Linked DNA regions of Mus musculus: region 1 is linked to region 2. Evidence: chromatin loops called from intact Hi-C (ENCODE). Cell type or tissue: gastrocnemius. All regions are shown on one strand.

Region 1 (8,000 bases), 620 kb after region 2:
AAATGAGGGTGGTCAACCAAGGGGATTTATTCTTCAGGAGCTTGCTTTTGTGAGAGGCATGAATCTAAGCAGAGATGCCTTCTTCTTTGACAGCAGTGGGCGTGGTCAGCAGCACGATGCAAGGGCCTTTTTAACAAGGTTTCAGATTCTCAGCTCAATGTTGTCAGACGAGAACTGCTTCTACCACCTGGAACTGGTGTGGTATCATCAAGTCTCCTGGTTCGTAGGCCTCTTTGAGCTGCTCTCAGGCAGTGTTTCTGACCACTTCTAGGGCTTTCATGCATGTAAACAATGAAGACCCAGGGTTAAATTTTAAAGGATCTAACACTCTCTTTACTTCAGTGAATGGGAGAGCCCCTCCCCACACAGGATTTCATATGGTGTGAGCTTAAATGTTCCTCGTGTGTTCTTAACTCGGAACAAGGCAAAGGGAAGGAGGGCTGTCCAGTAATTCCCGCCGGTCTCTAAGATTAATTTAGTCAAGTTTTTCTTTTTTTTTCCTTTCTACCTAGCCTGAACTCTGGGGTCTATAAACACAATGTAATTTCTAATCAATCCCCAGTTGGATGGCCAGTCCCTGACTTACCTGGGCAACAAAGGTGGGTTCATTGTCAGACCCTATTACCTTAGGTATTCCAAACCGTGGAAAAATTTCTTCTAGGATTTTCTTAACCACAACATTGGCAGTTTCTTTTTTATTGGGTAGGCCTCCACCTATCCTGAAAAGGTATCTACAAAATCTTCCACTAGGAAACTGCTTCCATCTGTGTACCAGTTTGGAACACCTGGCCACGGCTGGTCACGTAGATCACTTTGCTGGCAGGGTTGAGAATAGCAGGAGGAGCAAACACGACCCGTTCAGTCAGCAGCAGACTCTGGTAGTGAGTCATCCGGGCATTTGTCATCCATCGATCTGGGGGCTGGCAGATAACGTTTTGAAGAGAGTGGGGGGCTATCACAGTTATTTGCTGTCCCAGAGTTAATTTGTCAGCATCCTTAATGAGTAGGTCTACTGCAGCAATGGAGTTTAAACATGTGGGCCATCCGCTGGCCACTGGGTCCAGCTTCTTAGACAAATATGCCACCAGCCTCTTCCACAGCCCTAGAACCTGAGTAAGAACTCCTCTGGCCACCCCCACCCTCTCATCAACATAGAAGATGAAGGGCTTGGTTAGATCTGGCAGTGCCAAGGCTGGCACAGTCAGCAGAGCCTCCTTAATATTTTCAAAGGCTTTCTGATGTTCTGATGTCCATCTAAATTCTCCACTTTCCTTGATCAGGGGGTACGGGGGGGGCAGCCAGTGTTGCAAACCCAGGTTTCCAAAGTCTGCAGAACCCAGCGGTGCCCAAAAATTCTCTCACCTGTCTTGGAGTAGCCGGAGTTGGTATTTGAGTCACAGTCCTTTTTCTAGCCTCTGTCAGCCACCGTTTTCCATCCCGGAGGGTATATCCCAAGTAGACCACTTTCATCTGACATAGCTGGGCTTTTTTAGCAGAGGTCCGGTAACCCAACTCACCCAGTTCTGCTAGCAATCTCCTGGTCCCCTGCCACCATTCTCTCTCCATGGTTGCAGCAAGGAGCAAGTCATCAACATATTGAAGCAGAGTTACCTGGGAGTTTTCGGCTCAGAAGGAGGCAAAATCTTGATGTAGACCCTCATCAAAAAGGGTGGGGGAGTTTTTGAACCCCTGGGGTAACCGTGTTCAGGTCAATTGTCCAGTTTGTCCAGTGTCAGGATCTCTCCACTCAAAGGCAAATATGGGCTGGCTGGAGGGATGTAACTTCAGGCAAAAGAAAGCATTTATTAAATCAAATACTGAGTACCATTTTCACTCCAGAGGGAGTGAGCTGAGGAGGTTATAGGGATTAGGAACAGTTGGGTGAATATCTTGGACCCTCTTATTGACCTCTCTCGGGTCTTGGACTGGTCGGTAGTCACTCGTGCCAGGTTTCTTTACCGGCAGTAAAGGAGTATTCCAGGGTGACTGGCAAGGTACCAAAATACCTAATTGTAATAGTCTCTGAATATGTGGCCTGATTCCATCTCTTGCTTCGCGGCTCATTGGATATTGTCGCACTCCTATAGGGGTTGCATCCGTCTTCAGTCCCACAACCACAGGGGGAACTCTGACAGCCATTCCCATGCCTCCAGTCTCTGCCCATGCTCCAGGGAAAGCAGTCAACCAGTCTTTTAGGTCTGGCACCTCTGTTTGCTTTATGCCTTCATGCAATTGGTATTCTTCCTCAAGCTGCAGGGCTAAGACTACGGAGGTGGGAGATTCCCAAATTACTCTCGGCCCTTCTTAGGTAAATCTGATCTGGGCCTTTAATTTAGTCAGAAGATCTCTTCCTAGAAGCGGTGTGGGACACTCAGGAATGACCAAGAAGGAATGACTCACTTGGCCTTTCCCCAGATCTACAGTGCATGCAGTGGTCCAGGGGTATTGTTTCTGACCAGTGGCTCCAATCACTATGGTTCTTTTATTTTTTAATTTTCTCAGTGGATGTTTCAACACAGAATGTTCTGCCCCTATGTCAATTAAAAAGTCCATGGGAGTCTCTTTCACCATCAGGGTTACCCTAGACTTGGGGAGGGGGCCTGAGTCCCGTCTCTCCTATTTATCATCTTTCAGAGTCAAGACCTTAGGGGCCCTTCACTTTTTCTTTGGGCATTCTCGTGCCCAATGTCCTTTTTCCTTGCAATAGGCACATTGGTCTTTCTCTAAAATCTTCTGGACAGATCTTCTTTTTTCAGGTCTGGGTTCCTTGTTGCCCAGGTACCCTGTCTATCTATTCTCTGGCCTGTTCCTTTCTTTACGTTCCCCTACTACTGAGGCCAAAATCGTGCTTAAATTTCTCTCCTGTCTTCTTTCCCTCTTATTCTCCCTTGGGATACACCTTCTTTGCCTCCTTAACTAAATCTTGTAAAGCCATGGCATGTAATCTTTAAAAGCCATAGCAACCGCGGCTTGTTAACCCTCAGAGGTCGGGTTAAAAGGAGTATAGTATCTATAAGCTTCTGTCAATCTTTCCAGAAAAACAGATGGGGGCTCTGTAAGGCTCTGCATCACTTCTCTTACCTTAGCCAAATTGGTGGGGCGTCTCATCACTCCCTTTAGACTAGAGCCCGGCCAGTAAACTGTCAACCTCTCCTTACCTTGCGCCATGTTGTAGTTCTAATCTGACCGGTCCAGAGGGAACCCAGTGTTCCAATTGTACAGATCAGCTGATGAAAAAGGCCAATATTGGACGTTCTGCAGAAACTGCCTGTCTGTGGGCGGGTTATCCACAGCTCGCAAAGGAAAAGGCAGAAGTGGTGTCAGGAGCTTCATCTGCTGGGGGACTCTGGGCTTGTCGGCTCCGGGTCCCAGCTGTAGGTCCTCGGACCTCAGACTGTACCTTTAGCAATCTCAGAGCTGGGTGCAGGGACTGCTTCTTAGGGCAGAAAGCGAGGGCACTGTGCTGACCCACTCGAGTGCATGGGAGCAGCCGGGGGAGGGCTCTGAAAGGCGTGGGGGAACCCATGGTTTGATTTATGGCAGTGAATTCTGAATGAGGTAAGGCTGTTGATCCAGGTGGGACCCAGGTCCACTCTGAAAAACAATGGCTTTAACTTCAAAGATAAAGAGTAAACCAAAAGTTTCTTCCAGTGACCATTTTACATTAAAAGTCGGCCACTCGGAGGTGCAGAAATTCTGCCAAGGTCCCTTCTTAATTTCTACTGAAAGATTGTGGGCCCTTGATCTAACTTCAGTCCAGTGGTCTAAAGTCAAACTTAGGGGGGTCGTTACCGTCTGTCCAGTACCACGGAAAACACAAAACAAACACAGAAAACACATATACACACACTGACAAATACCTGAAAACAGACACAAAAAACAAATACACACTGACAAACTCCTGAAAACAGACACAAAAAACAAACACACACTGACAGATGCCTGTCTTCCATCAAACAGACAAAACCAACTCAGAAATGCAGACGGTTGAGGGAGTGCACTCCCTGCCTCAGATGGACTCCTAGAGTCCTTCCCCTTGCTGAGGGCTTCAGAAATACAGATGGTCGAGGGAGTACACTCCCCGCCCCAGACAGACTCCTGGAGTCCTTCCCCTCGCTCAGGGCGTCCCCCAGAGCGAGCAGCAGCCGGTGATTCCAGCACGTCTGCTGTTCACACTCAGTGCCTCCTCCCGAGGCAAAGGTCTCCATTTCTCACGAAACGTCGCGGCTGCAAATTTCAGCACAGAACCTAGCCGGCTTACAGAAATATTTTTGGACAAAAAATTTCACCTCTAAGTGGGTCTTCAGAGACGTGGGTGGTCATGCCAATCCCGGACGAGCCACCAAATGAAAGACTCCGAGAGGAGCCCCTCACCCAGGCCTCAGGACAATAGCGGACACCCAAGAACTCACGACAGACCAAGCTTGTTGCAAACCACATGAGGCTTTATTCGGGGAAACCAGAGCTCTGGGGATGACTCATATCTCACGCAGGGGTAGAGGAGTTGACCTCGAGGGGAAAGAGTTCCCAGTTTTTATTAGCCCTCGGGGGAAAGGAGAAGGGGGAGAGTAGGGGATTTCCAGATCTAAACAATGTCTATTCTCAAGAAATGGGTATGGGAGGGGTACAAGGAAAGAGTCTAATGAAGGTGCAGCAATGGGCACATACCTGGTCAGAACATTGGCAGACATACAGGTTAAAGGAGTGGCCAGAGCATTGTGCACCTCTATTTTTCTAAATCAGTGAAGCTAGTTCTGCTGACACTGATGTCTATCTTGCCAATTTCAGAGCTTCTGTGTCCTTTTACATTCTGCCAGGATCTTTCATTACAGCTGCTAAGGGGTGACATGAGAAATGATTACAAAAGAGTCATTGGAGCCAAACATAGTCTGGACTTTGTATCCAGAGGGACTGCCTCGAGCTTCTGAGAATAGGAACCTGTCACCATTGTCCAGATCAGGTAAGTCCCTCACCTCCTTGAGGACATGCCAATTGATTCAGAGACAATGTAGAAACAAGATAGCACAGCACTCCTTATTCAATCTAAGGGGAAGAAATAGAAAAGAGAAGAGGGCATGGCATTGGGAGTACTTAGACCTGTACAGTTGCCCAGATCTGGAAGGACAGGCCACAATCTGTGCTGATCCCTATAAGTAAAATGCTTATTTTTGAGCCTTTGAATGAGCTGAGTGTGGGAAACTTCGAAAACTGGGTTTGAGATTCAGGGTTTGGTGTGAAGAATGAAGAGCTGCACAGGCTGTGATAAGGAGTTAATGATACCACAGGAGGCACCATGAACTATGGTCATATGGGTCCCATATTCCATTTTCTTGAGGGCCCATTTATCCTAATAGGCACCTCTGGGTGCCTGATTGTCACTGAAGAGTGGGAGTAGGTCAATCACATTGCCATGTGGAAAACTAATCTATTGTTCTTCCCTAGGTACCTGAGGACCCCCTCAGAGATCATTTTGAGCTCTCTCATCAAGCTTTTACATTCATACACGGAGTCATCTGCCCAATATTCTAATGATTGTCCGCTCAAACACCTGTACTTGAGAGGAGTCCTTTAAACTGATTTGAATGTCATGCCTATCAAGTTTTCCTTAAAGAGTATTGTAGACATCATGAATACCATGGAATTAGAAGATTGTTGAATGGGGGGCTCTTGGCTCAGTCTCCTTGTGCCTTTCCTGATTCAATTTGTGCAGTTCACAAGAGTCAATTGCTTTGACAATGACATCTTCATGGCTACCCTAAAGGACTTCTGTATCACAATGCCAAACTGAGCCCTCTGACCATATAATTGTACCCAGCTCCTATAGAGGTCTGTGATGATTGGACTTAGGGAGATTTCCCCACCTGTGTATTGAAGTCATAAGCACACTCATTATTTTAAATCTGCTCAAGTCATTTTGTGTAGCTGAACTTTGGCTACTTTGTGAGTTCTTTTCCCTTCCACTCTTTGTTTGTTTATTTGTTTGTTTGTTTGTTTGTTTGTTTTTTGAGACAGGGTTTCTCTGTATAACCCTGGCTGTCCTGAAATTCACTTTGTAGACCAGGCTGGCCTCAGACTCAGAAATCTGCCTGCCTCTGCCTCTGCCTCCCACCATTCCCGTCTTCCCTTCCACTCTTATCCAATCTTCCTACCCTCTAACCCTCTAACATAGGAGAGAAAAAAGGCTGTAGTTGCTGTTGTTCTCAGTAGATGACTTCCTGCTGATTAGGGACGTTGAGTTCCTTGGGGTCAGTTTGATATTTACCATCAGAACATCTAACTTCTTGTTGTTGTTCCTTCTTTGTGCATGACTATTTAAGAATCTGTGACACACAGCAGCTAACCAACAACCCATCCCTCTCTTGTCATCTACCATTTATACACATTCTGCGTAGTTCCTAGAATTCTAAACATCACATAATAGTCGAAATGATCTTCGGCTTGCAAAATGATGACCCTTCTAGAGTAAGAGGCAACCAATAATCTGCTGATGTTAATCATTAATAGCATCATATCACATACCTGGGGTTAAAACAGAAACATATTGCCATAATTTTCTGTGTTTTTAAAGAAATCAATATTCTCACAATTAATCTCCACTGTGACTAATGTCTGCTATTAATGTAGTTAGCATTTTTCTATGACCTTTGCGTTGGCTGTCAGTAAATAGAAAGGATGTGCCTTCTGAGTTCTAAGAAATGAATGTCTATGGACCATAGTTTTGAGTATTGCTATATGTGATGGTAACACAATGTTCTGCAAGGAATCAGACCAGTGTCTGACATTGATGAGGAACACAATGTCGCATGAGGGTAAGTGTCCTGTAGAGTGAGGAAAAGAGTTCTACATTTCAAATGTAGTTTCTGTCAAGACTGACTTGAAAAAAATTGCAGGATAAAATCTCAGCCCTAAAATGACAAATAGAATTAGAGGAAGAACATCAGGACTTACTTAATCAGCTACAAGAATTAAAGAGCAGAAAGTTGTCTCAGAAGTGTGAAGCCACATGAAAAAATCCCCCAGGTCCTTGCATTCCTCAACACAGAGTCCAAAGACAGACACTGCCCTCTGGCTTTGGTTGAGATACAGATCAACCAGATGAGGGAGAGACTGAGTCATTCCCTGTATCAGATGCTCAAGTGGTTACCTGGAGACATCACACAGGTTTCAATTCCCAAACCATTTAAGAATTTAAAAATGCAGTGTCACTGTATGGTGCCACTGCTCCTTTTACTCTTTCAATCCTGGAACTGATATTCTGATTTTCTGGTTTTATTCATTGACTGATGACAACAGCAGGGAGGATTTTTGGTAATGCAGAGGCAGGGGTAGACTATGTGAAACAGCTTATGTTCGAAAATGTCAATCCTGCCTGCCAAGCAGCCATTAGACCCTACAGGAAGAAGACAGACCTCACTGGGTACATCAGACTCTGTTCTAACAAAGGGACCTCTTAACAGCAGGGCTCAGCTATGGTGGCTGCCATGTAAGCCACTGATTGATAGCCATACAATTAGTAAGAGACTTCTTGGAAATTAGAGACCAAAAGGCCTGTTTTAAGTGTGGCAAGCCTGGACATTTTGTAAAAGATTGCAGGGTAGGAAACCAGTCACCTCTGAGACGACCCAGGAATCAGCCTGAGCTATGTCTGAGTTCCAAACTCAGAAAACATTGGGCTAATACGTGTAGATCCAAGACAGATACACAAGCGAACACCCTTTTTCCTAATAAGGGAAATGGGAGCAGCGGCCAGCCCCAGGCCCCAAACCAACACAAACCAAAACAGGTTTATGGGGTGGTCAGTTTCATGCCAGCAAGCAACAACAACCCCTTTCAGAACTTAATCTAGCAACCCCAGAAAGGGCAGGACTGGACCTCAGTTCCACCATCCACACAGTACCAACCACATAAATGGGATCTCAGTCCCTACGCACTGAAGCTTTGGACTGCTCTATTCAAATGTGTTTGGCCTGATGATAGGATTAAGCAGTGCTACCATGCAG
Region 2 (8,000 bases):
GTCATTCTGCCTGGTGTGAGGTAGAATCTCAGGATTGTTTTGATTTGCATTTCCCTGGTGATCAAGGATGCTGAACACTTTTTCAGGTGCTTCTCAGCCATTCGGTTTTCCTCAGGTAAGAATTCTTTGTTTACCTCTGAGCCCCAATTTTTAATGGAGTAATTTGAGTTTCTGGAGTCCACCTTCTTGAGTTCTTCATATATAGTGGGTATGAGTGCCCGATCTGATTTTGAATTGGTAAAGTTCTTTTCCCAATCTGTTGGTGGCATTTTTGTCTTATTGACAGTGTCTTTAGCCTTACAGAAGCTATGCAATTTTATGAGGTCTCATTTGTTGATTCTCGATCTTACAGCACAAGCCATTGCTGTTCTACTCAGGGATATTTCCCCTGTGCCAATATCTTCGAGGCTTTTCCCCATTTTCTCCTCTATAAGTTTCATTGTCTCAGGTTTTATGTGGAGTTCCTTGATCCACTTAGATTTGACCTTAGTACAAGGAGATAAGAATTGATCAATTTGCTTTCTTCTACATGATAACCACCAGTTGTGCCAGTACCTTTGTTGAAAATGCTGTCTTTTTTCCACTGGATGATTTTAGCTCCCTTGTCAAAGATCAAGTGACCATAGGTGTGTGGGTTCATTTCTGGGTCTTCAATTCTATTCCGTTGGTCTACTTGTCTGTGGCTATACCAGTACCATGCATTTTTTTTCATCACAATTGCTCTGTAATATAGTTTTAGGTCAGGCATGGTGATTCCACCAGAGGTTCTTTTATCATTAAGAAGAGTTTTTGCTATCCTAGGTTTTTTTGTTATTTCAGATGAATTTGCAAATTGCCCTTTCTAATTTGTTGAAGAACTGATTTGGAATTTTGATGGTGATTGCATTGAATCTGCAGATTAGTTTTGGTTTCGACAAGATAGACATTTTTACTATATTGATCCTGCCAATCCATGAGCATGGGAGATCTTTCCATCTTCTGAGATCTTCTTTGATTTATTTCTTCTGAGAATTGAAGTTCTTATCATACAGATCTTTCACTTCCTTAGTTAGAGTCACACCAAGGTGATTCATATTATTTGTGACTATTGTGAAGGGTGTTGTTTCCCTAATTTCTTTCTCAGCCTGTTTATCCTTTATGTAGAGAAAGGCCATTGACTTGTTTGAGTTAATTTTATATCCCCCTACTTCACTGAAGCTGTTAATCAGGTTTAGGATTTCTGTGGTGGAATTTTTTGGGTCATTTATATATACTATCATATCATCTGCAAATAGTAATATTTTGATGCCACGCTCTCCAGTCGAGTCAGCTTGACAGGCAGAGGCTTGGAAGCTACTCGTGAGGCAAAAAGAGTTTCACGGAAACTCACTCCTGGAGTCTGGCGTTCTCTCTAACCCATACATTAATTTTCCATTCCAGCGTTAGTCTAGTGTATGGATCCACATGCTCTCTATTAGTATTACCATATTATAAGTGCCTTTTAAGATTGAATTCTGACATAGCTAAAGCCTCCCCCAGTGTTCCAAGATCCCAGAAGCCGCCAAATTTAAAATCCTGTGAGAAAGCAGCAAGGAAGTTTAACCTATTCAGTAACTAATTAACATTACAATAGATGAAGCCAGTGGCTCAACTGGTCTGCAGAAAGAGCATGGGAATCTCACTGAGATAGAAATCTTTAGTACAGGCTACATTCCATACCAAGAGCAAGTTGGTATACTCTCCTGACAAATGGAGATTCTCCAGATAAGATAAAAATTAGCAAGGCCTAGGAATTTAGGGGTCTGTGACATTGCATTATTCTTGAGGCCTGCCAAGAGCAGTACCCCCTGGTGCTATTAACACTAAAGTGTGAAATTCTTGCCTGTAACTAGGCTGATCCTAGGCAGGAATGCTTATCTCTATTGTAAACATTTACTTGGTTCCTGCAATTCCTTTCGAAGTCATTCCTTTGTATCTGGTAAACTTCAATGTACCTTGCCTGATGTGACTTGCAACCCCTGGTATTCTCTGTACTATAAAAACGTCTGATGCTCGACCTGACAATCCATTCAGATTCAACACAACCTCTCCTGTGTACATCTGTCTGTCAATTCATCCAACGCTTTGCCCACCTGCCCGAGAGACCCGTTCCACACAGACACAGGGACCCAGAGGGTCTGCGGCATTTTGACTTCTTCCTTTCCAATTTGTATCCCCTTGATTTTGTTGTCGAATTGCTCTGGCTAGGACTTCAAGTACTATATTGAATAGGTAGAGAAAAGTGGTCAGCCTTGTCTAGTCCCTGATTTTAGTGGGATTGCTTCCAGCTTCTCATCATTTACTTTGATGTTGGCAACTGGTTTAGTTCAGATTGCTTTTATCATGTTTAGGTATGGGTCTTGAATTCCTGATCTTTCCAAGACTTTTATCATGAATGGGTGTTGGATATTTTTCAAACGCTTTCTCAGCACCTAAGAGATGATGATGTGGTTTTTGTCTTTGAGTTTGTTTATATACTGGATTACATTGATGGATTTCTGTATATTAAAACATCCCTGCATCCCTGGAATGAAACCTACTTGGTCAGGATGGATGGTTGTTTTGACATGTTTTTGGATTCAGTTAGCAAGAATTGTATTGAGTACCTTTGCATCGATATTCATAAAGGAAATTAGTCTGAAGTTCTCTATCATTGTTGGGTATTTATGCGGTTTAGTTACCAGAGTAATTGTGGCTTCATAGAACTAATTGGGTAGAGTACCTTCTGTTTTTATTTTGTGGAATAGCTTCAGAAGAACTGGAATTAGATCTTCTTTGAAGGTCTGATAGAACTCTGCAGTAACCCCATCTGGTCCTGGGCTTTTTTTTTTTTTTTTTTTTTTTGGTTGGGAGACTATTACTGACTGTTTCTATTTCTTTACGGGATATAGGACTGTTTAGGTCATTAATCTGATCCTGATTTAACTTTGGTACATGATATCTGTTTAGAAATTTGTCCATTTCATCCAGGTTTTCAGATCTGATGGTGTTTTGGATTTCTTCAGGATCTCTTGTTCTGTTTCCTTTTTCATTTCTGATTTTGTTAATTTGGATGCTGTCCCTGTTCCTTCTAGTGAGTCTTCTAAGAGTTTATCTATCTTGTTGATTTTCTCAAAGAACCAGCTCCTCGTTTGGTTGATTCTTTGAATAGTTCTTCTTGTTTTCACTTGGTTGATTTAGTTGTCTGTGGTTGGAGCTTGTTCCTCCTGTGATTTTGTTAGCCTCTGTCAGCAGACCTGGGAGTCTCGCTCTCTCCTGAGTTTCAGTGGTCAGAGTACTCTCTGCAGGCGAGCTCTCCTCTTGCAGGGAAGGTGCCCAGATATCTAGAGTTTGGACCTGCCTCCTGGATGAAGATGATGGCCCAAAACAGGTCCTGTCCCAAAAGCTGTGTTGCTTCTGTCTGTCCCAGAAGCTTTGTAGTTTCTGTAGTCCACACTCTTACCTGCACAGACTAGTCTCTGAGAGATCCAGGACAAGAGATGGCTCCCCCAGGTGCTCTGGCAAAGCCCTCCTGGGTGAGGCAGACACCTCTCCTCTGGCGGGGAATGTGCCCAGATGTCTGGAGCCCAAAACAGGGTCTGCCCCAGAAGCTGTGTTGCTTCTGCCTGTCCCAGAAGCTGTGTAGCTTCTGTAGTCCATGCTCTCACATGCACAGACTAGTCTCTGAGGGATCCGCAACTTTTTTTTTTAAGTTGATTTTTTTTTATTGTATGAGATAAATTTCTTATTTAGATGACCCTGAGTTACAAAGCTCCAAAATACATGTTGAATATCTTTTTCCTCAATTCTAATTGACTTTCTACATATGTATAATTAGATATTCACATTTATTTTTTCTCCCTTCCTTTCTCTCTCTTTCCTTCTTTCTTTCTTCCTCCCACCCTCTTTCTCTATCTCTCTCTTTCTTCCTTTTTTGGTTATTTTATTTATTTACATTGCAAATGTTGCTCCACTTCCCAGTCTCTGCTCCAAAACCTTCTGAAACTATCACTCCTCGCCCTCTAAGAAGGTGCTCCTCCACATACCCACCCACTCCTGCCTCACCTCTCTAATATCCCCTGTGCTAGAGCATCAAGTCGCCACAGGACCAAAGTATTCTCCTCCCATTGACGCCAAATAAGGCAATCCTCTGTTATATATGTAGCTAAACCATGGACCAATTCATGTATAGTCTTTGGTTGGTGGTTTATTCCCTGGGAGCTCTGGGGTATGTGGTTAGTTGATATCATTGTTCTTCCTATGGGGTTGAAATCCCCTTCAACTCCTTTAGTATTTCCCCTAACTCTTCCATTGGGGTCCCCCGGCTCAGTCTAAACACTAGCTATGAGTATCTGAATCTGAATCTGTATTAGTCAGTTCCTGATAGAGCCTCTCATGTGACAGGCTAGTGTCAGCAAGCACTTCTTGGTGTCAGCAATAGTGTTAAGGGTTGGTGTCAGCAGATGGGATGGATCCCTAGGTTTGGCGGTCTCTGGATAGCCTTTCCTTCAGTTTCTGCTCCATTTTAGTTCCTGAATTTCCTTTGACAGGAAGAATTCTGTGTTTAAAATTTTGATATGGATGGACCCATCCTTCAACTGGGGGCTGTGCATATATACTGGAGTTGATCTCTACAGTTTCTACCTCCCCTTTGTTGGGTATTTCAGCTAATGTCAACCCAGGTGGGTCCTGGAAACCTCTTGCTTCCTTGACATCTTGGACTTCCTAGTGACTACCACCAATTCCTCACCCTCAACTGCCACACATTTATCTTCATTTTTCTGGCCCTCATCTTCTTTCCTATCTCTCCCCATACTTGATCTGGACCCACTCCTTTTTTTCCTCCTCCTTCTCTATCCCTGCCAATTCCCTCCCACCCTCTACATCCTGTGATTATTTTGTTCCCCTTTCTAATTAGTATTGAAGCATCCACACTTTGGCCTTCCTTCTTGTTAAGCTTCATATGGTCTGTGGTTTATATCATGGGTATTCTGAGATTTTGAGCTAGTATCCTCTTATCAGTGAATACATGCCATGTGTGTCCTTTGGTGCCAGGGTTACCTCAGTCAGAATGATATTTTCTAGTTTGATCCATTTGGCTGTAAATTTCATGAAGTTATTTTTTTAATAGCTGAGTAGTACTCTATTGTGTAAATGTACTACATTTTCTGTATTATTCTTCCACTGAATGACATCTGGGTTGTTTCTAGTTTCTAAGTATTATAAATAACACTGATATGAACATAGTGAATCATGTGTCTTTGTAATATGTTGGGGGAACTTTTGGGTATATGCCTGCCCAATAGTGTTATTGCTAGAGTTCAGGCAGAACTATTTCCAATCTTCTGAGTGAATGCGACACTGTTTTCCAAAGTTGTTTTACCAGCTCACAATCCCCTCAGTAATGAAGTGTTCTCCTTTCTCTACATCCTCACATTCATCTGTTGTCACCTGAGTTTTTAATCTTTGCCATTCTGATTTGTGTGAGGTAGAATATCAGGGTTATTTTAATAACCTGTTCCCTGATGACTAATGCTGTCGAACTACCTTGGATGCTTCTCAGCCATTTTAAGATTCCTCAGTTGAGAGTTCTTTGTTTAGCTCTGTACCCCATTTTTAAATAGGGTTATTTGGTTCTCTGGAGTCTAACTTCTTGAGTTCTTTTCATATTGGATACCAGCCTGCTATTGGATGTAGGACTGGTAAAGATCATTTCCTAATCTGTATGCTCCCATTTTGTCCTATTGACAGAGTTCTTTGCTTTACAGAAGCTTTTTAATTTTATGAGGTCCCATTTGTTAATTTTTGATCTTAGAGCCTGAGCCATTGGTGTTCTGTTCAGGAAATGTTCCCCTGTGTTGATGTGTTTGAGGCTCATTCATACTCTCTCCTCTGGCAGATTCAGAGAATCTGCTTTTATGTGGAGGTTATTGATGCACTTCGACTTGATCTTTGTACAAGGCAATATGAGGAGATCAAATTGCATATTTCTACATGCTGATTGCCAGTTGAACCAGCACAATTTGTTGAAAATGCTATCTTTTTTCCACTAGACAGTTTTAGCTTCTTTGTCAAAGATCAAGTTACCATGTGGGTTTACCTCTCGATCTTGAATTCTATTTCACTGATCTACCTGTCTGTCTCTGTACCAATACCAAGCGTTTTTGTTCTTTTTGTTTTTGATTTTTTTTTTGTTTTTTGTTTTGTTTTGTTTCATTTTTTGTTTTTTAACCACTATTGCTCTGTAGTATAGCTTGAGGTCAGGGATGGTGATTTCCCCCAAAAGTTCTTTTATTGTTGAGAATGGTTTATGCTATCCTGTTTTTTGTTTGTTTGTTTGTTTGTTTTTTTGTTGTTGTTGGTTTTTTTTGTCATTCCACATGAATTTGAGAATTCTTTCTATCTCTGTAAAGGATTGAGGTGGAATGTTGACAGGGATTGCATGGAATCTGGAGATTACTTTTGGTAATCTGATCATTTTTACTATGTTAATCTTGCCAATCAATGAGAGATCTTTCCATCTTATGAGGTCTTCTTCTATTTCTTTCTTCAGAAACTCGATGTTCTTGACATACAGATCTTTTACTTGCATGATTGGAGTCACACAAAGGTATTTTATGTTATTTGTGACTGTTGTGAAAGGTGTTTTTTCCCTAATTTCTTTCTCAGCCTGTTTATCCTTTGAGTATAGGAAGGCTACTGATTTGTTTGACTTAATTTTATATCCAGCCACTTTGCTGAAGTTTATCAGCTATAGTAGTTCCCTGGTGGAATTTTTTGGTTCACTTATGTATTCTATCATATCATCTGCAAATAGTGATACCTTGACTTCCTCCTTTGCAATTTGTTTCCCTTTAACCTCCTTTTGTTGTCTAAATGCTAAAGTTATTTAATTCTCAAATATTGACGCTCCCCTTTATGTCCCCCCTTGCAGACTTCTTCCTGCCATGCCCCCATCCCTTTCATCTATGAGAGGGTATACCCCTAGGTATCACCCCTGCCTGGGACAAAAAGTCTCTACAAGATTAGGCACATCCTCCGCCACTGAGGCCTGACAAGTTAGTCCTCTGCTACATATGTGCCTGGAGCCTTGGATCAGCTGCTTGGTTGGTAGCTTATTCTCTGTGAGCTCCTAGGGGTCTGACTTAATTGACAGTGTTGGTCTTCCAAGGGTTGCCATGCCCTTCAGTTCCTACAATCCTTCCCCTAACCTTTTCATAGGGGACCTGACCTTAACCTAGTGTTTAGCTGTAAGTATCTTCATCTGTCTCAGTCAGTTTCTAAGCTCCTGTTCACAATCACAATATAGCTTCAGTAATAGTGTCAAGATTTGGTGACTGACTACGAGATGGATCCCAAGTTTGGCCGGTCCCTGAACATCCTTTATTCATTCTTTGCTCTATTTTTGTCCCTGCATCTACTTTAGATATTAATAATTTTGAGGGGAAAATTATGAGGGTGGATTTAAGTCCCCATCCCTCCTTTGGGGGCCCAGTCTAACTATTGGAGTTGGGCTGTTCTGGTTCCATATTTGCACTTTTGTTCATTTTGGCTAAAGTCATCCAAATTGAGTCTTTAAGCCTCTCACATCCCAGGTCTCTGGGATTTTTCTAGAAGTTCCCCCCATACAATATCCTACACTGCTGTATATTTCCATTCATTCTCCTGATCTTCTGGGTTTCTTTCATGTCTCCTCTTTTGCCTTTCCCTCTCATCTCCCACTGAAGTCCTTCTCTCACCCTGTCTCCCACAATTATATTGTTCCTCCTTCTAAGTGAGACTGTTGCGTCATCACTTGGACTTTCCTTCTTGCATGACTTCCTAGGGTCTGTGAGGTATATTATGGGTATTCTGTACGTTTTGCTTAATATCACTTATAAGTGACCATGCATATCAATTCTACCTGAAGACCCAGCTCTACTGCTCTTGGGAATATATGCAAAAGGTGTTCTACAGTATCATAAGAACATGTGCTGCTCTATTTTCATACCAGCTTTATTCAT

The links. A loop is a pair of places that touch in the nucleus more often than their neighbours do. Peaks named below come from ENCODE experiments on the same cell type or tissue, not always from the same donor. Only the 100,000 strongest peaks of a DNase experiment are listed, where the experiment ranks them.
Region 1: it touches region 2 in a loop (11-fold over the local background); 12 of 42 quality-filtered maps call a loop at or near these places.

The regions. Positions count from the first base shown.
Region 1 is chr12:88,191,683-88,199,682 of GRCm38, forward strand. No RefSeq gene overlaps it. Among named protein-coding and RNA genes, the nearest start is that of Pramel51, 14 kb to the left of the region's middle. In gastrocnemius, no CTCF peak of the experiment used is centred here; a DNase peak (open chromatin) is centred at 3,456.
Region 2 is chr12:87,567,920-87,575,919 of GRCm38, forward strand. No RefSeq gene overlaps it. Among named protein-coding and RNA genes, the nearest start is that of Oog1, 31 kb to the right of the region's middle. In gastrocnemius, no CTCF peak of the experiment used is centred here; no DNase peak of the experiment used is centred here.